Regions from separate parts of the Homo sapiens genome. Here region 1 is linked to region 2. A link is a loop called in an ENCODE intact Hi-C map of the cell type or tissue named here. Cell type or tissue: endothelial cell of umbilical vein. All regions are shown on one strand. Each heading gives the region's core, and the rest is flanking DNA. Links, peaks and the distances in the headings are about the cores only.

Evidence for each region. A loop is a pair of places that touch in the nucleus more often than their neighbours do. Peaks named below come from ENCODE experiments on the same cell type or tissue, not always from the same donor. Only the 100,000 strongest peaks of a DNase experiment are listed, where the experiment ranks them.
Region 1: a loop joins it to region 2, with 5 times the contacts of the local background. A loop is called at or near these places in 1 of 110 quality-filtered maps.

Annotation. Positions count from the first base shown.
Region 1 is chr13:101,518,573-101,530,536 of GRCh38, reverse strand. All of the region lies in intron 2 of ITGBL1 (integrin subunit beta like 1), which reads right to left. Among named protein-coding and RNA genes, the nearest start is that of ITGBL1, 72 kb to the right of the region's middle. In endothelial cell of umbilical vein, for the core only: no CTCF peak of the experiment used is centred there; DNase peaks (open chromatin) are centred at 6,566 and 9,656; H3K27ac peaks cover 719 bases.
Region 2 is chr13:101,657,317-101,669,280 of GRCh38, reverse strand. All of the region lies in intron 7 of ITGBL1 (integrin subunit beta like 1), which reads right to left. Among named protein-coding and RNA genes, the nearest start is that of ITGBL1, 210 kb to the right of the region's middle. In endothelial cell of umbilical vein, for the core only: no CTCF peak of the experiment used is centred there; a DNase peak (open chromatin) is centred at 7,210; H3K27ac peaks cover 1,242 bases.

The sequences.
Region 1 (11,964 bases), core at 2,114-10,113, 140 kb after region 2:
CCACCAAAAGGGAAGGGCTGGGAAACTAGAAGACAGTGGCAAAAGCATTTTTAAGGGAGAACCATCTAAGCAAAACCCTGGGTGGGGAAAAGGATCACCCTGATACATGGCACCCAATTATGCCTGGCACAGAAGCAGCAAGGCAATTGCTAATATTATTATAATTACTCTTACTTATAAGATACTAGTAGACATCACTATAGTATATTATTTTCTTTAAAGTGAAAATGTAATTTGATTGTCCATCACTACTCTCTCTCTCCCCTCGCGCTCTCTCTCTCTCTATATATAATTACATTTCATACTTTTCCCCCATTAACCTGCATTTAGTCATAGTTCTACACTAAGACTTGTTCTAGTCTTCGTACTAAAGTAAGACTTGTCAACAAAAGTAACTATGTTTTTAATGCTTCCCACCAGTGTTTAATGTGTACCACCTGTCTCTTCTCTCTAGGCATTTTGGTTGTTTTAGGCTGTTTCTTTATTAGATTACTCAATATTCCCTGAGTTCTTCCTTATAGATAACAGTTTGTCTACGCCTTTTATACTGGAAGGTGATTTTTTTAGATAGAAAATTGTGGGCTCACAAGTTATTTTTTTCTTGATTATCTTAACTGCTGAATTAGTTCGTTTTCACACTGCCAAAAAGAACTACCTGAGACTAGGTAATTCACAAAGGAAGGAGGTTTAATTGACTCACAGTTCTACTTGGCTGCAGGGACTTCAGGAAACTTAAATCATGGCAGAAGGGGAAGCAAAGCAAGTCTTTTATGGCGGCAGGAGAAAACGAGCAAAGGCAGAAGTGCCACTTTTAAACCATCAGATATCATGAGAGCTCACTCACTATCATGAGAACAGCATGAGGGAAACCACCCCCGTGATCCAATCACCTCCCACTGGGTTTCTCCCTCAACACGTGGGGATTACAATTCAAGGTGGTGACACAGAGCCAAACCACATGAACTATGTAGCCTCATTTTCTTCTGGAGTAAACTATACTTGCCAAAAATAGGGATGCTAACATAGTTTTCTTTTTCCAGTGTCACTTACTGTTCTTTCTGGATGCCCAGTTGTTATTTTTTCTTTCTTTTTCTTTAGAATCTGGTAGTTTTATTAGAACATATTTTGGTCTTGGTTAATTCTGGTCAATGTGGCATTTGGTATGCTGTTTCAACACGTAGTTTGAAATCTTTTTCATCTTTTTCTCACTGCAGAAACTTTTTCTGAATTATAGATTTTAGTATCAGTTCTTTCCCTTGCTTTTTTTTTCTTTAGAGATGCCTATTAACCATATTTAAGAAGTTCTTTATTCATATTCCACGTTTCAATTTCTCTCTCAAATTATATGTATTTCTTTCTGCATTTCTCTTTCTCAATTTTTTTCTACTTTCAACTTCGGTTTTTCTTAAAGCATTATCCATGTGTTTATTTGTTCTTTTGATATTTCTAGTTTAGTCTTCATTTCTGAAATTATTATTTTCTTTCATTTCTATTTTTCCCTATGGTATAGTGCCTAATTTTTGAGTTTTTCTAATTCTGTTTTATAATGTTATTCCATGTTTTGCATTATATTCTTAATGTCATTTAGCTAGTTTTGAAATACAAGTTGATATTTTTATTTATTTTATTTGACTAGTTTTTATTACCTCTAGGGATGTTATTTGTCTCATTCTCTTTTGTCTTACAATATCTTACTATGGGATTGGGCCTAAATATTTTGCTATGCTTATTTTTATAGAAAATTACTTGATCCATAATTTTGAAGTTCAGAAATCCTTGTTTACCTTTACAAAGCTCCCTCTTCTGTTAATTTCATTTTAAGAACTACTTAACGACTTTGACAGAACATTCATTATATACATTCAGTATGTGGAGAACAAACAACTTGTTTCTAAACCATAGGTAAAATAAGAAATCACAAATAAATTTAAAAAATATTTTAAGCAAAATAATAACAAAATAAAATGCTAAAAATCAATGATCTAAGAGTTCTCCTTATGAATCTAGGAAAAGAAGAACACAACATGGCACAAATAAATTAATAAATATAAGGGCTAAAATAAAGGAAATAAAAAAACAAACTATAGAGAAAAATCAATGAGGCCAAAAGCTGACTTCTTGGAAAGATCACTGAAATTTATAAACAACAATGTACACAAACATTTATGTTAAAAACACAAGTAATAAACAAATTACAATATTCTAAATTAGAGTGAGCACAACTAGAGATTCCTTGAATATTATAAAGGCAATAAGACAATATTATAAATAGCTCTATGCCAATAAATTGAAAACTTAGATTAAATGGATAAATTCACTGAAAGACAGAAATATAAAAACTGACAAAAAAGAAAAATATTAATAAACCATTAAATATTAATAAACCTATATATATTTTTATATAAAAACAATAACTTTGTAATAAAACATTTTCCAAGAAGAAAACACCAGGTTGCTTATATAGCAAACAAAACATATGAGCCATTAAAGAAAAAATAATCTACAAATTGGATTTTAGCAAAACCATAAACATTTTACCTTCAAAGCATACAATAAGAAAAGTAAAAGGCAAGCTATGGAATGGGAAAAATTACTTGCAATATGTATACCTGCCAAAGGATTCCTATCAAGAATATATAAATGTTCTTCTGAGTAATGAGAAGACAAATTCCTAAATAAATACGATAAAATTTGAACATTCACTTTCCAAATGAATGTATATAAATGGCCAATAACCATATGAAAATATTCAAAACATACTTATCAGTGAAATTTGATACTAGTAAAATTTAACTGAAATTTGATATCAGTGAAAGTTGAGCACATTATTAGAATGGCTAAATTAAAACTCTGAAAAAAACAAGTCTTGACAGATACAGAGTAACCAGAACTCCCAGACATTGTTGAGGATTATTAAAACTGTTTCGCAGTTTCTTCTAAAATTAAATGTATTATTGCATTTACTCAAGAGAAACAAAACACATGCCTACATGAAAACTTAGGAATGAATATACATCATAGTTTTATTCATGATAGCCTCAAATGGAAACAACTCAAATGACCATCCATAGTTGAATGGTGAAGGAAATAGTGATATATCCATACATGTACTACTATATGCAACAGCATGGATGAATCTCAAAAGCATGCAGAGCAAAAGATGTTGGACACAGAAGAGTACAATGTACAACATTCCTTTTATATTACATTATAGGAAATGCAAACTAACTTTTAACAACAGAAAGTAGCTCAGTGGTTGCCTATGGGCTGATGGAAGGAGAGATGAATAGTCAAGGGACATGAGGAAATATTTTGGAGATGATGATATTGTTTTGTATCTTGATCATGAAGTTAGAATCAAACATGCATGTATGGGCAATATGCACTAAAGTGTATACTTTAAATGGGTGCGATTCATTGAAGTCAAATTTTATCTTAATAGATGTGATTTTTTAAAAAAGAGACTAAAGAGACATAACTAGGGTGTCTGAATTTTTGTTGGCATAGAATCAAAGAAGGTATCTAGCTTTAAAAATATTCTGGAAATAATAGGAAAATGTTACTTTAAATTAGATATTATATAAGAAATTATTATTTTTCTTGGGTGTGATTATGGCATTATGTTGATACAAGAAAATGTTCTTATTTTTAGTAAATGCAAGCTGGAGTATTTGGGGGTAGAATGCCATGATACCTGCAACTTATCAAATAATTCAGAAAAAATTATAAGCAGATAATACATAAATCTATGATGGCATTATAGATGAATAAACATAAAAATATATTATAGAAAAATGCTAACTAGTGTTTAATTTGGGTGCTAAAGGTGTTTACTGAACTTTTCTTACATACACACACACACACACACACACACACATATAACTTCAATGCTGATTTTTCAGATTTCAAAATCAAACCAAAAGAGCGCCTAGAAACTAGCCTTTGGCTTTCTATTCCTGTGTTAGTTTGCTGAGAATAATGGTTTCCAGCTTCATCCATGTCCCTGAAAAGGACATGAACTCATCCTTTTTTATGGCTGCATACTATTCTATGGTGTATCTGTGCCACATTTTCTTTATCCAGTCTATCATTGATGGGCATTTGGGTTGACTCCAAGTCTTTGCTATTGTGAATAGTGCTGCAATAAACATAAGTGGGAGTTGAACAATGAGAATACATGGACATGGGGAGGAGAACATCACACACCGGGGCCTGTCAGGGGGTGGGGGGCTAGGGAAGGGATAGCATTAGAAGAAATACCTAATGTAGATGACGGGTTGATGGGTGCAGCAAACCACCACGACATGTGTATACCTATGTAACAAACTTGCACGTTCTGCATATGTATCCCAGAACTTAAAGTATTTAAAAAAAAAAAAAAGAAGAAGAAGAAGAAGAAGAAACTAGCCTTTGGCTCCAGAGTTCTTACTGCCACAGTTTCAAGTAAAATGTTTGTATTTGAAGGCAGAACAATCTAAAGGTAAGAGTGAAACAGACTTCTTGATGTGAAGTAATCAAAATAGGGTTGTTATTTTTCAAAAGTAAAAACAAACAACATATATCAGAAATATATATGAACATATATGAAAATGCAAAATTTATGATTCACTGATATTGATTTGGAAAAATAGAGAGAAGAGAGTCTTGAGGTACCACATATCAAAACCCATAAAAACAATGATATATGTATATATGCATATATATTTAAATGCTTAATAATAGAGGTATTACTGCTTAAAGAGGGCTTCAGTTTTAACTGTAATACTCTAATGTTACACAACGAGAATGTTTTCAAGTGTGCACATATCCCCTATTTTTATAATAAATACAAATTAAAATAGAAATAGTAAGTGTAAAACATCACTGATTGCAAGTATTTGTTCTTTCTATGGGAGTAATGCATTTCTCTTCAAAATAGTTAGCATTTATTAGAAAATAGACACGGAATTCATCTGGAATAGTGGAAGAATAAGAAAAAGAAACCTAATTTTTTCCACATAAAAAAAAAAACAAGGTGCCTGTGTTTCTGCAGAGTAATCTAAGGCCAGAATAAGGGGGCCAAGAAAAGGAGGTGATGAAAATGTAGCTCTGAGTCAATTCTATTTTAGTTGCAATAGACAAGGTGACCCCAACTAACTTTTTTTATAGTACTCTTATTTTTCCATAATAAAATTCTTTCTTAAAATAGTTTAGGCCATTTGTAATTAACAACTAATCCAGTTTTGTGAACAATGCTTGAATGAAAAGGAATGAATCCCAAACAAGAAAAGTCCATTAATCAGGACATAAATTACATAAAGAAGGTTGTCCCTTAATATCAGTCATTTTTCTATACAATTATTTTATTTTTAAATGGTAAAGTCTATATATGAACATATATCAGTTCAATAAAAGAAAAAACTTTGTAATATCCAAAACTTCTGAAAACACATTGAGCACCCTTATGAAGAAAACTTTTTCTCTATAGCTAGAGGTGCTCAAAAAAGCTTGGACAAGCACTACAAAAATAAAAAATAAATTGCATAAAATTTCAATTATAGGTATTCATTCATCCTTTCACCAACAAACATACAAATGGAGTGCCAACCATGTGCCAAGGTTGTGTGCAGCCCTCCAAAAGCAGTGTTGAGCCGATGCATCTGTGATTACCTCTACATATACCTGATACTACAGTAGGAGAAACAGATGTTAATTAAATAATTACACAAACAAATGCAAAATTACATCAGTGATGACAGCTATACGTCAGTTGGCGTAATGACCACCAATATCTTTCCCAAATAAATGTGTATTCATTTTTTTCATAGTCTACCCTAGATATAAAGCCCTAGTGTCATTTTTTAATTTTGGTATTCAGGAATATTTGCAAAAAAAAAAAAAGAATAAGAATACATTGAGTTTTACAATCTATCTCTCACTAAAAAAGAACCTGATACTACAGTAGGAGAAACAGATGTTAATTAAATAATTACACAAACAAATGCAAAATTACATCAGTGATGACAACTATATGTCAATTGGCATAATGACCACCAATATCTTTCCCAAATAAATGTGTATTCATTTTTTTCACAGTCTACTCTAGACATAAAGCCCTGGTGTCATTTTTTAAGTTTTGTATTCAGGAATAATTGCAAAAAAAAAAAAGAATAAGAATACATTGAGTTTTACAATCTATCTCTCACCAAAAAAGAACTTCTTTTATAAAATAAATTAGGAGAAGTGCAACATGAGATGATTATATAGAATCTGAAGCATATCATGAGTGGCATTGTTTTTTGAAAGGCTATGCTCCTAATGAAGAGAATTTCTAGCAAAGGAGCAATTGTTCCCTTCTTTCAACCTTCTGCCAGAATAAGTTGTTTAACTTGCAGTATAGAGGAGAGCTAGTTAAAAAAAAAAAAAAATTAAAAAAAAAGTTTGTTTTTCCCCTTAATCTCATTAAGAAGACACAGATTAATCACACTGCACTGCAGTAAAAATGGTTCTGTCACCTCTCTTTCACCCACTTACAGCCAGGGAATGACTACTCATTTGGCCAGAGTCCACAATTCTCTCAGCCATCTCATTTTGCCTCTACAAAAACAGACGTGGTCTGAGGAGCAGTGAGTGAAGCTTTTGGAAAAGTCATCCTGGACCACACAGCAGTTGCTCATGGCAGCATGAAATGTCCGTCCTTTCTACCAGCTGGTCCTGAATCACTGGAAGTGACACATGCTACTTCTGGGACAAAACTGAGGATTACTATGATGGAGCAACACATGAGCACAAGATTTAATTTTTTTTCTGCAGTCACAACCCCTCCAAGAATTGGCTTGTGTGCATCCATTTGAAGTTCGAAGTGTTGTCAAGTGAATAAAAATAAATCATCTTAAATGTGAACAACATAAACTCCTCTAGTGAATAAGCAACATCTTTAGTTTTGACGTTTTGGAAGTCATCTGCTCTAATAACAAGTTTATGGGTTTTAACATGAAAAACCAGCAGTCCTGGATTAGCATTACTCCGGAGCAGAAGGTTCACTGTCAATAAAGGTACACAGTATTTTTGTCAAAACATGCCATGTAGATAGCAAAACCGCATTAATTTGACATTCAGTTAGCAAAAACACTTTCAGCTTACAATATAGTGGGTGGTGAACTGCACGCTCCAGGACATCTTCTAATCCAACTTGGAGGCGGACTCTCACAAAGAGGATGGTTTGCCAAAAAAGGAAGTCATGGGAAAAATGAAAAGCCTTCTGTGTTTGTCATCCAGGCCTGGCCTTCTCTTATGAACAGGTAATTTGGGGTCATTCACAGATTACTGAAACATGTCCAGCAATAAATTGAATTTCCTAAGAAATCCAGGAGCTAGGGCCAAATATTTATTTCAAGGACAAATGGAGCTAGGATGGACAAATAACATTTGTTTCATAGAACAGATATGTGCTAATAAAGGTAGCTAAAGATTGAATTTTCATAAAGCAGCATTATTTCCATTTGTCTGCATTTTTAACTTGCATAAAAGAAAAAACATCTCTGAGCGATCTGAGGTGAAATCTTTGGACGAGAGAGGAATGCATTTTGAGATGTCTGTCCATTTGGCATTATTTTGCCTGCAGCGATGTAACCAACGGCTTGTCCTTTGTAGATATTGCTTCATTGTCCTAACTCCAAGACTTTATTCCATTCCTACTCTCTGCGCTTGCTCTTTGTCACTTGTCTGCCTGGATCAAAACAATGTCTTCTTGTGTCTGGGTTTAAAGCTCCTCAAATCTGACTTGTCATCATTTTTATCAAAGGCAAATAACAAAGAGCCCTGACTTGTTCCTGGCACCTAGAACTGTATAAATGTGTTACAGTAGATACAGGCACATTGTAGACACTCAGTAAATATGTACTGACTGAGGAAACTTCTGTCAATGTCCCACATAATAGCCACATCGAATTTTTCTTAGAGTACTCTAAAATCTACTTGATAAGTCTCCCTTCTCCTAATCTTCCTACCTCCCACAAAGCAGTTCATGTTTATCTTCCTAAATCACGGTTCTGATCAAGGTATATTTCTTCTCAAAAGGCTTAAATGGCTCTTCACAGCTGAACTCAAATTTCTCTATGACATGTGTTAAGAATAACAGAAATCATAACCTCCAGGGCTGGCCCAATGGAGGGAGGGAATAGTAAGAGTATCTTTCTTCTTCTCCTTCTTGTAGTGTAGCTTTGTGGATGCAAAGTAACTAGTCTGTAAGGTCTTTATTAGTATAATATAGACATTTTTTAATGCTACATCTTTAGTTCATATACTATTATGAGCCAAATTGTGTCCCCCCAACATTCGTATGTTGAAGTCTTCACTTCCCATGTGACTGTAAGTAGAGACAAGGCCTTTTAGGAGATAATTAAAGTTAAATGACATCATAAGGATGGGGCCCTGATCTCATAGAGCTGGTGTTTTTATAAGAATAGGAAGACACCAGAGCACTCAATCTCTTTCTCTTCTCTTTGCTCTCTTCTCTCTCTCCCTCTTCCTCCCTCTCTCTTTCTCTCCCACTGTGAGCATAAAGACCATGTTGCCGTCACAGCAGAAGGTGGTGTCTGTTAGCCAAGGAGAGATGCCTCACCTAGAGCCAATCCTAACAGCATCTTGATCTTGAACCTGAGCCTCCAGGACTATGAGAAAATGAATTTCTGTTGCTGAAGACAAAAAGAAAAAAAAAAGCAAGAAAAGGAAAGGTAAGGAAAAAGAAAGAAAGGAAAAGAACTAGTCCAGAGGGACAGCTGTTGCAATTTTACTTGTGCGGATTGTAAATGGATACATCAGGAAAGGGGCAGGATGCTCTTCGGCACTCCTGTGGGAATCACACAGGGAACAAGGCCTTCTCCATGCTGCCAGGATGGAGAAGCAATCCTCTTCTGTCCAGGTCTTCGAGCTGGTTCGATGAGACTCCATGGCATCTTCTGTCCCCACCCATCACTCCTCTGACGTCATCTCCTCCCACCCTCCCTTCTCATTCCCTTGGGTCCAGATCCAGGCACACTGGTCTCTGTCTTGTTCCCTGGATACAAAAGTGAGGTCCTTTGGATTTGCAGGCCTTCCCTGGCAACCCAATTTAAAATTGCTTCTCATCGGCCCAAAAATCCCTGATCCTCCCTCCCATGTAATTTTTCTGTAGTATTTATCACCATCTAACCTACTTTATTTTTTACTTATTTTCTCACTTATTGTCTGTTTCCCATATTACAATGAAAGATGCATGTAAGCAGAGATTTTCGTCAGTTGTATCTGTTGCTATGTCCCTTGCTTCTAGAAAAATGCTTGGAAATGAATGAAGAAGTGAAATAATGAGTGAATAAAAGGATGAGGAATAACTTTCCAATATTATCTCAGAATCTATGCCCCAAACACAGCTCTTACATTAGCAAAGTTCTGTTCTTTCGAATCGACCCAGAGTTTGTAAATGTACTACATATTTTTCCATTCCAGCACTTTTTATCACTCTTTCACTTGGTAACCCTTTATTATTTTATTTCTGTCAAAATCCTGTCTCTCAGTCGGCATTCTGATCTAAGACAGGAATCAGCTACAAAAGGACGATGTTCAAGCCTTCTAAAGGATGTGGGTTAATACTGTATCATCCTGCTTGTGACTCATTACCACTTCCTTCTCAGGCCCTTGCCACCAATGGGTTTGAGTGGAAGCACATCTGGCCTCTAGTATGCTGCATTTCCACCTCCTTTAGGCCCCTTGGCTTTGTGATGGCCAGCAATCCTCTGGCTTCTCTCTTCTTGTTTTGCCGTCTCAGCAAATGACTTGCATTCCCAGCTTAAACTTGCTTTTCTTTCCTAGCATTTGCTAAATCCCTTGGTTCCAGCGAGGCAGCCTTGCAGGGTCCCACATCCTTCCAGCATTCCCCACGGAGTGAGCAGGGTGCCCTGAACAGAGCAGTGGTTATCCTTTAAAAGAACATGATTGGATTCCATCACCTCCATGGAACTATGGCAACAGTGAAAGATGGAAGCTGATACATGACTTGGCCATGCTGATACATACTTCCAAGGCCAGATGATTACTTCTTCAATTTTTATTCCCTAGGAATACTGGATTTTTCTCTATCATTGGCTACTATCACACTCATTTAAAAAACTGGGCCTGAAACTCTCTCATTGCAAGGTTAAACAAAATAAATGCTGCTCTCTAAAAAGCACTGCTAATAATTGGTTAAAAAAAGAGATGCAAAAAATAATTTCATCTGGAGTTTTGATCGTACTCAACCACTGATTCTAACATCTTATTTATTTTGTGTCAAAAAGTTATGAAGAAATCCCACAAAATTTATGTTTTTCATTGAATCTTAGAGTCTTTCATATTATTTTTTTATGGGAACTATGATAACACAGAAAGAGAAGTAGATGGAAAAGAAGACAGGAACTTGAGTACAAATTCTATGTGATCTGCAGCAAATCCCTCTCACTGGATTTTCGTTTTATTACTAGTAACACAAGGCTAATATTTCAACCCTAAACTCAAAAAGCATGTCGACATGCTCAAACATGAGCAGTTACCCCATACTAATAAATCACTATATACACACATGGCTTTATTGACAGGAAATATATTACTACATCAATGAGTAAATATCTGAATCTTTTTACCACATGAGACACTGATGTAGAAATGGGGACCTCCTTCTATCCCATTTGCTAAATGAATACAGCATTAGTGTCAGTATCACCATCATCATAATCATTATCATCACCAATGGATCATCATTTATAGCAGGAAGTCTACTTGATGCTTTACATATATTATCTAATTAGCTCAAAAAAATTACCATAATCAGGATCTGTTATTGTCTCATTAGTCCTAAAAATAATGATATAAGTAGGTGTTGTTATTTACTGTTTGCATTTAAGAAGGAAAAACGCATGCATTTACTCAGATTATTAAAAAGCGAATTTTATTTGTCTGATCCAAACTTTATATTTATTCTCTTTATTGGAAAGCAGGAAGAAGGGAAGACAGGCAGGCAGGCAGGCAGACAGGCAGGAAGGAAGGAGTGGTGGGAGTAAAGGGAGAGAGAGAAAGAAGCAGAGTAAGTGCAGATTAGCCTGCACTTGGCAGTACCGTAGCCAATAGCCACATATGACTACTTAGATTTAACCTAATTAAGATTTTAAAAATTAAAAATTCAGTTTTTAATTTGCACTACGCTTATTTCAAGTGCTCAATAGACAACCATACTGGGCATTGCAAATGAAGAACATTTTCATCACTGCATATAGCTGTATCAGGCAGCCCTGGGGTAGACTATGGTGCCCTTAGTGCAGTATTCTCATATCAAAAACATTTTTGCAGAGGCCCGGGTACTGTCTCTCACATCACCCCCAAAAAGGTTTATTTTCAAAATATTTCCAGGCTCCCCTTGATATTCCATTACGGATTTGAACATACGTATTTTTAATGCGTACCACTGACTTTATTTTTAAAGTTTAGTATCTATTAGAAAAAGGAGTATTTTCTGCATGTGGGTGTGCATGTATCTGTCTTTACAACAATTACTTTAAAACATCAAGAACTGCCTTCAACTTGTATGTCTAAGTATAATAGCTAAAAACATAGTGCAAGTCCTAACTGTGGTAACTAGCTGAGTAATTGGAAAAGTGATTTGAGCAGTTTCCTCAACTGTAAAGTGGAGATAAAATAGTAAATATCCCCATGAGATTATTGGATTAAGCAAGACAGTGTTTACAATGTACTAATATGGTCTCCAACACATAGTAAGAATGTAATTAATGTAAATTATTGTTACATTGATAAAAACATAAATGCCATTATATTTGAATTAGACTTTGTATGGCAGAATTACATTTTCTCAAGGCCAATATTATACATACCTGGGGGATCCCTGTCTAAGACAAACTGAAATGATATCCTCAGTAATGGTGCTAATCAATATACTGTTCTTTTTCTCCCCTTGAATTG
Region 2 (11,964 bases), core at 2,696-10,695:
AAAAACACTTCCTCATAACCTTCTTTGCATCCCTCTCACTCCCCTAATTATTGGCTTCTTTTTGCTTTGTTGTTATTTCTTTTAATACTTTGAAATAACCCTTAGACAAAATTATTCTTCCTTCCTACCAAAATTTAAATATTTCCCATGCTTATACTTTTTTTTTTAACGAAAAAGGTATCTTACTTCCTTGTACAACTTACATATAGAATTACATATATTAATTAAAAGGTTTAACTCTTTGTAGCTTTAATTTCTAGTTAAAGCCTAGGAGGTAAGCATTTTGAACTATTTGTCATATAGCAACAGCTTATGAATATACATCTTACAACTTCTAGGAATGTGTGCTTCCTCATAGAACAAATTTTTAATGTGAAACATGATATAATTTTTAATAGATCCAAATATATTGTGTTTTCCTGTAAAATTTAAGAAGCCAAAATTAAATAAACATGAACCTCTGATCAGAAATTAATGTTTATTATTTTATCTTATTTGGAAATAATCCAGTTTATGAATATTACTTAATTCAAAATAACATAATTTTAACATCTGAAATTACATGAAAAGTTCATTTATACACATTTATACCATTTATATTCACCTATTTATTTTAAACAATTATACCAGATTATTCATGAAAACTGAGATATTAGACAAGCTAGTTCTCATTTCAAGTTGATTCTCTGTTAACTATTTTTGAAGCCTGTGAATATCAGGTGTTCATCACCCAAGTAGGAACCTGAAATATATGGGTATTTTGCCAGTAACTCAGAAAATACAGCTGTTTTTCTTAAACCAACAATATTAGTCATCTTTTTTAAAGAGCTACACAAACAAAATCTATTTTGCTATTAAGCTGAATATATTTTATTTTATTTTACCTATTTTTTGAGATGGAGTTTCACTCTTTCACCCAGGCTAGAGTGAAGTGGCATGATCTCAGCTCACTGCAACCTCTGCCCCCTGGCTTCCAGTGATTCTCCTGACACAGCCTCCCAAGTAGCTGGGATTATAGGAGGCCACCACCATGCTTGGCTAATTTTTGTATTTTTAGTAGAGACAGGTTTTCACCATGTTGGTCAGGCTGGTCTCGAACTCTTGACCTCAGGTGATCCACCCACCTTGGCCTCCCAAAGTGCTAGGATTACAGGCATGAGCAACTGCACCTGGCCTAAGCTGAATTTATAGTTTTATGACTGTAAAACATCTAACAGAGATCAATGTAATCCTGTCTAACCAGCAAACCCAGGCAACAAAATGTAAGCTAACAATTCTGAAACAAATTTTTATTTTACCAACAAATTTAAAACCAATTTATTTATCAAAGATTCATATGAATCCCATGAGCTAAAAGGCATTTGGGGTTTTTTTTTTTTTACACTTTTAAGTGTCATTTGCATATCTTATCTCTAAGCCAACTTGAAAAGAATTCCTTAAAGGATTTCTGGCCAACTATGCCAGATTGTATTATGTATATACAACATACAACATAACACATGCATATGTGTCTAAACACACATAAACACATATACACACAAAGATCTTATAGCTTTCATTTAAAAATTTTAGTCATGAGACAGTAAAATAGTAATATAAACTCAATGGTTTATAAAAGGACAATTGAATCTAAATTCAGTTTCTGACACAATGGGAAATGTTCACATGGCTAAACTTAAGATTTTCATTTGTCCTGATGGGTAATATTATGAAGGCTGTGCATCAAATTTTGGGTAAAGCAGTTTCTCTAGCAACTTTGTTTTAATAAGTCCCTTTTACTTTCTTTTCCTTTTTTTTTTTCTCAGTGTTAAATTAGATTAAGGATTAATTCCTTGCTGTTTATGTTTCATTGAAATGCCATGAGAAAAATAATCTCCAAGCAGACTTTGACCTATTTTAGTTTCAAGAACAATTGCAGCAGAGAGTTTCTCTTCCAATGCAAGCAAAAACGTCAGTATATTCAAATAGGCAGAGATAAAATAGAAAAATAGGAAACTTAAAAGACTATATGTTAGCCCTCTAGTTGCACTTTTCTAATTCATTTCTGAGAAAAACAAGCTTGGAAGGCCAAAACAATCTCCATAATGGCCATACATTATTCTTGGTGTAATTTTCCCATCAGTTTAAAAAAATGTTCATGAGAATGGACCATAAATTTTGAATGTATAGCAGTCTAAGGGTTTGGCATGTCTTAGAATTTTGGAATGTCATTCAGTTTCTTATTAATCTCTGGAGAGCGACAGATAATCCTATAAGCCCTGTCAAGGAATTTTAAGGATTTGGACAAATCGTTTTGCTTTCACAAGTGTACGTGGCACAAGATTCCTTTATTTCATACTTGGCAGATGGCTTGTGCCCTAATTCTTTGACCTGTGACCAAGTTTCCTTCATTGTATAGAATTTTTCTTGGAACCGACTGGGTTCCTGAAGGTGACCTTGCCTGTCCGTAACAGTTGATCTTGACATGGGAGACTTTTTCTCTGAGGCTCTTATTATTAAGGTGCCACAAAGATGGTGGTGACTGCTCTAGTGACTTTCAATTTGCCATCCCACATCCACTGTTTAAAATGCCTATTTTTGCTTTCAAAAGATGTTCATAAACAAGAGGGAGAAAAACATAAAATTGCTAAATCATTAGACACATGTAACCAAACAAAAATAAAACAAAATTCTGTACTCACAAAAATTTTAAGCCAGTGGTACAGATCAAACAAAACATTAAATCAAACATGAAGAAAAAATCAAAAGTGAATTCACGAGAAAAAAAAAACATGCCTCACAAATAATGTAAGTTCTGCAGAAATCCAAGAACTCTCTGGAAAGATACTTGTCCTTCTATTAAAAAGAACTTGCCAGAGAAGACAGGCTCACAGTTCCAAGAGGGATGCAATATCTTCTACTTGAGGCAACCGGATAAACCAGTGCGGTCCCAAGTCAAGTCAAAAGAACTCACTAAAAGGAGGCAGTCCAAGAATTTAAGAGGAGAATCACCAGGGCAGAAAAGGTGACTCCTGGAAGCAGAGAGTACAAAGGGTTCATTCAGTTGGTACTGCACTTGATTCCAGGGGCTGCCCGGCTGTTCCAGGTGAGCTTACTTCTGTCCCATTTCTTGATACCAGATTATGTCAGTCTTAATAATGGGCAGAAAGACAGACATTCTCCAAAGATAATAAGTTTATCTGGCAGTGGGCAGTACAGCATGGAATAACATAGCATAGTAAACTACAGACACCTTCAGGGGAGGAAAACAAAAGACAAGGGTTTTTGAAGGTAAAATGAGGAGGTTATATAAGTTATTTTGAGATAATTATCCCTGGCTACAAGGATCAATAACAAAGCCAGTGTCCGTCCAAGGTTAGGCAGGCAGTTGCTGGGCAGATCCTCACATAAGTATATATATTTTTGTGTGTGTAAGACTGTGGTGGTCTTTGTGCAACGCTGTGGTTTTGGCAGTCTCTTATGATAGTTCTTGTTATTAGGCAATTGTGCATAAGAACCCTCCCTTCATATTCCCCACTTTTTTTTGTAAGGGTTTGACAAAAGTGATTCCATTTTGATTCTGATAGCTTTCACAAAGCATTTTCTCCAAGATTGGGAGCACGACAAGAATGCTCACTATCACTACACCTAACCAACATTACACAGAAGCCATAGCTAATTGCCCCAAAGCAAGAAAAAGAAATACAAACAGTACAGAAAGGAAGAAATGCTACAGTCATTATTCACATATGACATGATTATATAGGTAGAAAATATAAAAGAAGCTACATACAATTAATAAATTAATTTAGCAAGGTCCCTAGATACAAGTGGTTAATAATTTTAAAAATAGTTATATTTTTATATAGTAGAAACAAACATTTAAAATATAAATTTTTAAAATTATGTCATTTATAATAACATATAAAAAACAGAAAATAGGAATATTCATGAAATATGTCAAGACCTCTTTATAGAAAACTACAAATTATTAAGTGAATTAAAAAATATACAAATAAAAAGGAAGGCTATAGATTAGAACATCAATGCTGTCAATTCTGTCAATTGATTTATAGATTTAATGCATCCACATCAAAATCCCAACAGTTTTCATGTTAAGAAAATTCACAAGTTTATTCTAAAATTTATACACAAATGCAAAGGCATACAAATAGCCAAAGCCTTGCTGAGAAAAAAAAAATTGGTGGACAGATGTCAATATCAGATTTTAAAACATACTGTAAAGCTATAGTATTTAAGAATGTATTGGCTGGGTGAGGTGGCTCATGCCTGTAATCTCAGCACTTTGGGAGGCCAAGGCAGGCAGATCACCTGAAGTCAGGAGTTCAAAATCAGCCTGACCAATATGGCGAAACATCATCTCTACTAAAAATACAAAAATCAGCTGAGTGTGGTGGTGGGTGCCTGTAATCCCAGCTACTGGGGAGGCTGAAGCAGGAGAATCACTTTAACCTGGAAAGCAGAGGTTGCAGTGAGCTGAGATGATGCCATTGCACTCCAGCCTGGGCAACAGAGTGAGATTTCATCTCACAAAAACCAACCAAACAAACAAGAATGGATTGCTAGTACAAGATCAGACAAATAGGCAAATGAAACAGAATAGAAACACCACAAACAGGTTCATACACATAAGGTCACTTGATTTATGGTGGGCTAATGTTACAGTGCAGTGAAAAAAGTTTATTTTTCAATAAATTGATCCTGGATCAATTATATATCCCAACTGCATTTAAACAGTATTTTTAACCCTTACCTTACATTATAGACATAAATAAAAAATAAGTATAATTAAACAATATTTAAAAAAGAAACAATATATAAATATTTTTCAGAAAGCTATTGCTGCCTTTTACAATTATTATAATAGAGATCTCTCAGGATACCTGTAAATAATTTGATTCAAGATTTCCCAAAATAATACATTTTGACTATTGTTCATTATGGAAGTCCCATATATATTATGTCAATGTAAATTGACTAATTGGATGATGCTATCTGATCTGACACTCTGTAACTTTATATTAGGTGAACAGAATGTTAAGCTCTAAATTCTCCTTCTCCTAATAATTTTTTCTGGAATCCAGTTACAAATGTAGCACATAAAACTGCGAAGTTAGTCCAGTCCACTTATTTTCAGAGCCTTTGTATTTCACAAATAACACTCTTCAGAACATTAATTTGACAAAGGGCTGCTACCACAGTACCATTTCATTGTTCATGTGGTTAATTTTTCATATAATGATTACACTCAATCTGCATGTACTTTATATCTGCTGACCTCCTCAAAAGCATTTTGAGATTATTATGACAATAAATCTGCTGTTTCTCAAGAGAGAGAGAGAACATTTTAAAACAGCACTTCCTCTCTCTCTTTCCCTTAGGCCACCTTGAACATTAATGTAGTTCAAGTAAGAAAAATATTTTGTGGTGTTCTTTCATGGTTTTTAAATTGTTTTTTCAATCATCATCCAAGTTTTAGTGCAATGTTTATTTTACATTAGTAGTAATACAGACAAATTCCAAAGTGTACACATTTGTTTCCTTCCTGGAGACAATTAATTAGAGAATTTAAATACATAACTAATACCCAGGATGCCTTGGCCTCAACCACTATCTCATCTGCTTTTGATTGGGAAACCTTGTATGACAGTCAAATGGAACATTACCTCAATTTGGATTATAAAATATAAATTTCATGTTTATTGTAAGGATATGCACAAGAAATGGTGGACAGACTGGAATATGCCCAGGCCTGATAGGAAAGTAAGAATCAATGGTTGGTATGGGCCAAGCACTGTGATGGCAGCTGGGAGGCCCATTTTGATGACAGTTTTAATTATGTAGCCTGGATAAGCCACTTTTGCTTCTCAAAGATTCAGTTCCTTGTTTTCTGCACAAAGAGACTAGATCAAGCGATCTCTAAAGTGTCTCAGATGTAATAGAATTAGAGATTCATAAAGCTACACCAGTTGTAACTACCAGTCCTGTTTTCTACTTAAATGTTTCAAATATGTGCAGTCAAGTTATATAATCTATTAGACTCTGATAGCATCTATCATGGTATTATTTGCATTTTTTCCCAAAGACATTTACTATTATTACTATGTAATGTACATATAAAAATCATACTCATTTATTCAACATCTATTTAAATATTAAAATTGTTATCTTCCATCACAGATAGAAACAAAGCTGCTTGTGGTTCCCTTCAAATAATCTTTCTTTCCCTAAAGAAGCTAGGATAGAGAAACACCTTCTGCCATTCACTAGTAGTTAAGTATAGAGGTACAGTTCCAAATAATGGAATTTACTGGGGCAATAAGTGATCCAGAACTATGAAAATTAGATTTGTAAATTATATCCTAATGAATATTTTCTACAAAGACAAAAGCGAATAGTCAAAAAATCATGGAAATAGTTCAGACACTGTGGGAAGACATATGAAAAAAAAATATTGACTATCTTTTTCACTATTCCAAGATAATTAACAATGTAACCATAAGTGAGACCAGAAACTTTCAGGGACAAACTTAGTTACCGAGAAAAACTGAACGGTGATCAAATAAATTAGGGTGCCCTATTTTCCTCACATTCTACCAGATAAGAGGAAATATTCCACTTTAATAAGAATATCAAAGTGGGAGGGATGGAGACAGAGGAAGAGATGGAAATATGCTTCCAATTACAGTAAAGAGAAAGGGAGGGAGGCTGTTGGAAAAGTAAGAACAACCAAATGTATGTGATTATGTCTATATTGGTAATGGAAAAAAGTCAGAAAATAGAGGAATTTGACATGCAGGTCCTTCATGCAAGCCCTCATGTCTCCCTGACTATAGAAAATGTAGAATAAATAGTATTTGCTTGAAATTGAAATTAAACTTACTTTAGCTCCCATCATACAACTTAAACTGTGCTTATGTCTCACTCATTCAAAGCTTCAATAAAATCAAAAGAGCTCATATGGAAGAATAAAAACAAAGTAAAATTTTAAAATCACGTGTAAATGCTAATTGTCAAGAACATTCTTGCCATTTTTGGAAAGCAGTGTCTCATTGAAGTAACAGGAAATTGCCATGAAATGACTTTTGCTTTCACCTGATGGTTATCAAAATAAATAAACTATTCAATCAGTCCAAACAGTGATAGTTAACATCATACTACAAAAGCTATTCAGACAATGAAATGAAGGCAATAAAAGAGAACAAAGAATGCCTAAGCAGTTCGATGCTTTAAACAATGATAAGCTCTATGTCACATAAAAAGCGATGTTGGAGGAACCCTGATTACTTTTGTCTTGAATTATCTTTGGCTTAAATACATCCGATTGCCTGAGAGTACAAAGGATGGATTACTTGCCCATGATGTATTATGTAATGAGTCACTGCATTAATTCCACTGGGAATTTTAATTTGCAGTTCATTTTTATCCGTTTAGAAAATGACAATTGCTTTTTCAGAAGTATAATTAATAAACTTTCTAAACCTAGTCTTTTCTAAGTTTCTCGTTTATCTTCCACTTTACTTTTACTTTTGAAAAAAAATATTAGGTGGTGATATGATCTCAAATGTCAGCTTTTAGTAATTGTCACATTCTGAAATAGCATGATGAAAGATATATTACAATGAAGCACACAGTATATGGGCTTTAGCTTCCAGCAATGCAAAGACCAAATAATCTATTATACCAAATATCAATTGTTTGTTTTATTACTGGACTTATAGGAAGTAATATCCTTCAGGAAACCCGAAAACAAGAGCTATAAGCTGAAGCAAGAGGAATAAACCATAAGCTCACATGAAAGGAGCTCTGTGGGTAAATTCCTACATTGGTACTTCAGGCCATAAAGGTGGAAAAGATAGACCCAAGACTACCTGAGTAAGCCGGGGAGTAGGTGTCATGAAATGAGGACTGAAGAGGTGCAAGATCAGTAATATTCATCTCAAAAATGGACAAAACTTATTGAAAAACGTGTCCTGAACTTAGGTTTCAAGATATTCCGGAGTTTAGGATAAGCTCGAAACTGAAGACCAAAAAATACACACACAAGGAAGCAAACCACCATGAACCAAAGTCAGGAAAAACAATATTCTTTGAGTTATCTGTACTTTAGACTGGATATTGTCCAATTACCCACCTTGCCATTTTTTTTTTTACTATGTTTGTTATAGTTATTTAAATATGTATATCCGTTAATTCCTAATAACTGGTCATTTATGCATCTGCTACTACTGTCTGTTGTTGTTTCCTTAGTCCTGTTTCATATTTCTTTAATTGAATGTCAACAGTTGTATGGAAAAGACTATAGAGCATCTGGATGAAATATTCCCCGCAAAATGATTCACCCCTTGGTAACAAATTTAGAGCAGTGTTTTGTGTTTCTCAATCCCAGACAACCTCCTACCCATCCCAACCACCTGCTCACAAAATGCCAGACATTTGACAATGTTTGGAGGCATTTTTAGATATAACAATAGAGAGGTCTTGAAACTGTCTTTGCAAAATTATGAAAGTAAGAGAAATCTGACATGGTTGAGTCCATCTTGCTTCTAGCCTCAAGGGTGGCTGTCTTCGCACATTTTTGGGCATGGGCAAGGTTAACTTAGGGAGAAATTTAGTTTATAGTTTAAATGATAATAGCCCTTCCCCAAAAGTAAACTGCCCTTGTAAAACTAATAAAAGGCCACCAGGTTAGGAAGATGAGAGGGACCTGAATTCTGCTAAGATGCAAACATAGTTACATAATTAACACCCATTATTCCAGAGGTCGTAAGATTTGCAACTTCTCCAATTTCTCCTGCAGATATCATTGCTATTGTAGAACCTGAGACTAGCCTTTTGAGATGTCTTTTCAGGATTTTGCATTTCTGAAAACTGGATGGCCCCACCAGCATTTGCCAACCAGTCCTGAGTCCTGTGGCTCCCACCCAGGAACTGGCTTAGAGCAAGAGAACAGCTTCAACTCCCTATGATTTCATCTCTGACCCAACCAATCAGCACTCCCCACTCCCTGGGCCCCTATCCACCAAACTATCTTTGAAAAAACCCCTAACCTCTGAGCCTTCAAGAAAATTGATTTGAGTTACAACTGTCTCCCACGTGGTGTGGCCGGCCTCAACTTTATTAAACTATTTCTTTACTGCAATGTTATGGTCTCCATGAATTAACTTTGTTCAGCGGGCAGGAAGAACCTGTCTGGTGGTTACAGTGCTACTGGCATCTATAGGGTGGAGGTCAAGGAGGCTCCTAAACACCCTACAATGCACAGAAGAACAGTCTCCACAGCAAATAATTATTTGGTCCAAAATGTTAGTAGTGCTGTTATTGAGGAACCCAGAAGTGAATGAGGGTCAATTACCTTAATTAATTCTGTGAGTGATTGAGCTCATCTGAGGCTGAGTTGCATCATATCTCTTGCTTACCCTCTCCTTCCCCAGAGGTCCAAACACACTGGCATCTGCACTCCTACACACATATACTTACATATGAACAGATACATAGTTACTTAAAAATTACCTCACCAGGACCTGTGCGGTGGCTCACACCTGTAATCCCAGCACTTTGGGAGGCTGAGGTGGGTGGATCACGAGGTCAGGAGATCAAGACCATCTTGGCTAACACGGTGAAACCCCACCTCTACTCAAAATACAAAAAATTAGCCAGGTGCGGTGGCACATGCCTGTAGTCCCAGCTACAGGAAAGAATGGCCAATTAATCAAGCTTAAAGTAAATTAATCTACATTTGAAATTCTGTCAGCAGGAATAATTCAAATGTATACTTCGGCTGGTACCAAATATACTTGCTCCTTTTAAGAAATAATACTATATTTTGGGATGAAGTTCAACCACAATTTAAGTCTTGAGAAAGGCTACTGGGAGAACGATCTTAATTAAAATAAATCATTTTCAAATTGTTCCTAACTAAAATATTTGTTATAATTATAGATGAAATTATATCTCATTGTTTACTCATATCTGGAAAAATAGGTGTAGTTAAAATACTAGAAGAAAATCAATTGAAATATTAACAGTATTTGTTCTTAAAGCTATGTTTAATAAGGAATTTTCTGCCTTCTATTTATGTGTTTTAAGTAGACTCTGGAGGCTGAGGCAGGGGAATCCCTTGAACATGGGAGGCAGAGGTTGCAGTGAGCTGAGGAGCTGAGATCGCCCCACTGCACTCCAGCTCTCCAGCCTGGGCAACAGAGCGAGATTCCGCCTCAAAAAAAAAAAAAAAAAAAAAATTCAATCACCACTCTAAGGCCTGATTAGGGGTCACTATAATGTTTAAGATAGAAACTTGTTAGTGCTGTAGTCTAACAAATATTGATTTATCTAAAATGTACACCATGGTGTCAAAGTTTGTTTGATATATGTATATTTTTATTATTTTTTATTATTTATTACTATTATTGTTTAAAAGCTGACTTTCAATAGACGGTAGTGAGGGAGGTGCTCCGCTGCTTAGGAAACCCCAGCCCAGAAACAGGTTGACTGTGAATGATTTAGCACCAAGTTCCTCATATTTTTTCCATTAAGCTGCTCATTTGCATCTTTCATTCAATGCTTGTGCAGGTCATTAGCACTTTTATGCCATTACCTGAGATTCCCATCCACTACATATTTTTAAAATGTATTATCCCAGTTTAAAAAACCACTTCCCTAATTGCCAGTTCAAAATTTTAATATAAGTATATAAGACACATATGCATATACATGCATACACATGCATGTATATGCACTAAAATCACCTTTTATTTTAGATTATAATTTAACTGATTTAAAAAGTATTATCAAAGCAACACACATAATATTAAAGCAATACACGATCACTTTAATTTTTTTAAAACACATAAGTAGAAGGCAGAAAATTCCTTATTAAACATAGCTTTAGGAACAAATACTGTTAATGTTTCAACTGATTTTCTTCTAGTATTTTAACTACACCTATTTTTCCAGATATGAGTAAACAATGCAATATAATTTCATCTAAAATTATAACAAATATTTTAGTTAGGAACAATTTGAAAATGATTTATTTTAATTAAGGTCATTCTCCCAGTAGCCTTTTTCATGACTTAAATTGCAGTTGAACTTTATCCCAAAATATGGCATTGTTTCTTAAAAGGAGCATACATATTTGGTACCAGCCAAAGTACACATTTGAATTATACCTGACAGAATTTCAAATGTAGATGAATTTACTTTAAGTTTGATTAATTGGCCATTCTTTCCTAGTGAAGAGAGAATGCAGATGTAATCACTTAAATCAGTAAGTAGACCATTTTTTGGATAAAAGCATCTATCTTCCTACAGAAGTCTTTTAAAATTGCTCATGAACTCTCTCAAATGCACTTCTTTCTCTTGTGTGCTACCCAAAGGATAAGAAGAGCTGTGAGGGCTGGGGACCCTTGCTCTGCCCACTTCTTTCAGGACTGCTGTAACACTAGATTATTAAAGAGAGGTCATTTGTTCTTTGCTTTATTATTTGTAGAGACAATCATTAATATTCATCCACATGTGCAGCATTCTAGGTATTTTACGGAACATGTAGTGTTCAACATGTAAATCAAATAGATTTATGAATACTGATGGCCCCATGGGGGAATATTACCCTGCAATATGAAGTCCAGTTTCAACAAGTAGAAAACCAATCTCAAAATATTTTGTAACTTTAAAAAATCTACAACAACACCATTAGAGTTTAGGCATATTTAGCTAATTTGTAAAGAGACTCAAATGTAATAAAACAAATGAAAATCAAAGAATGGGACCCATATAAAATGCAGAATGGGACTAAGATGTATCAAAGGAGTTTTAAAGAAAATGTTTGATGGGCACTTGAGGAGTCAAGTGGAATTTTATACTCTCTGTATATGTGTTAACATCAGACCGTTTACCTAAAGCTAGCATATCATCATTGATTAAAGAGGGAATATGTTTCAGAAAAGCTTAAAACAATGAGGT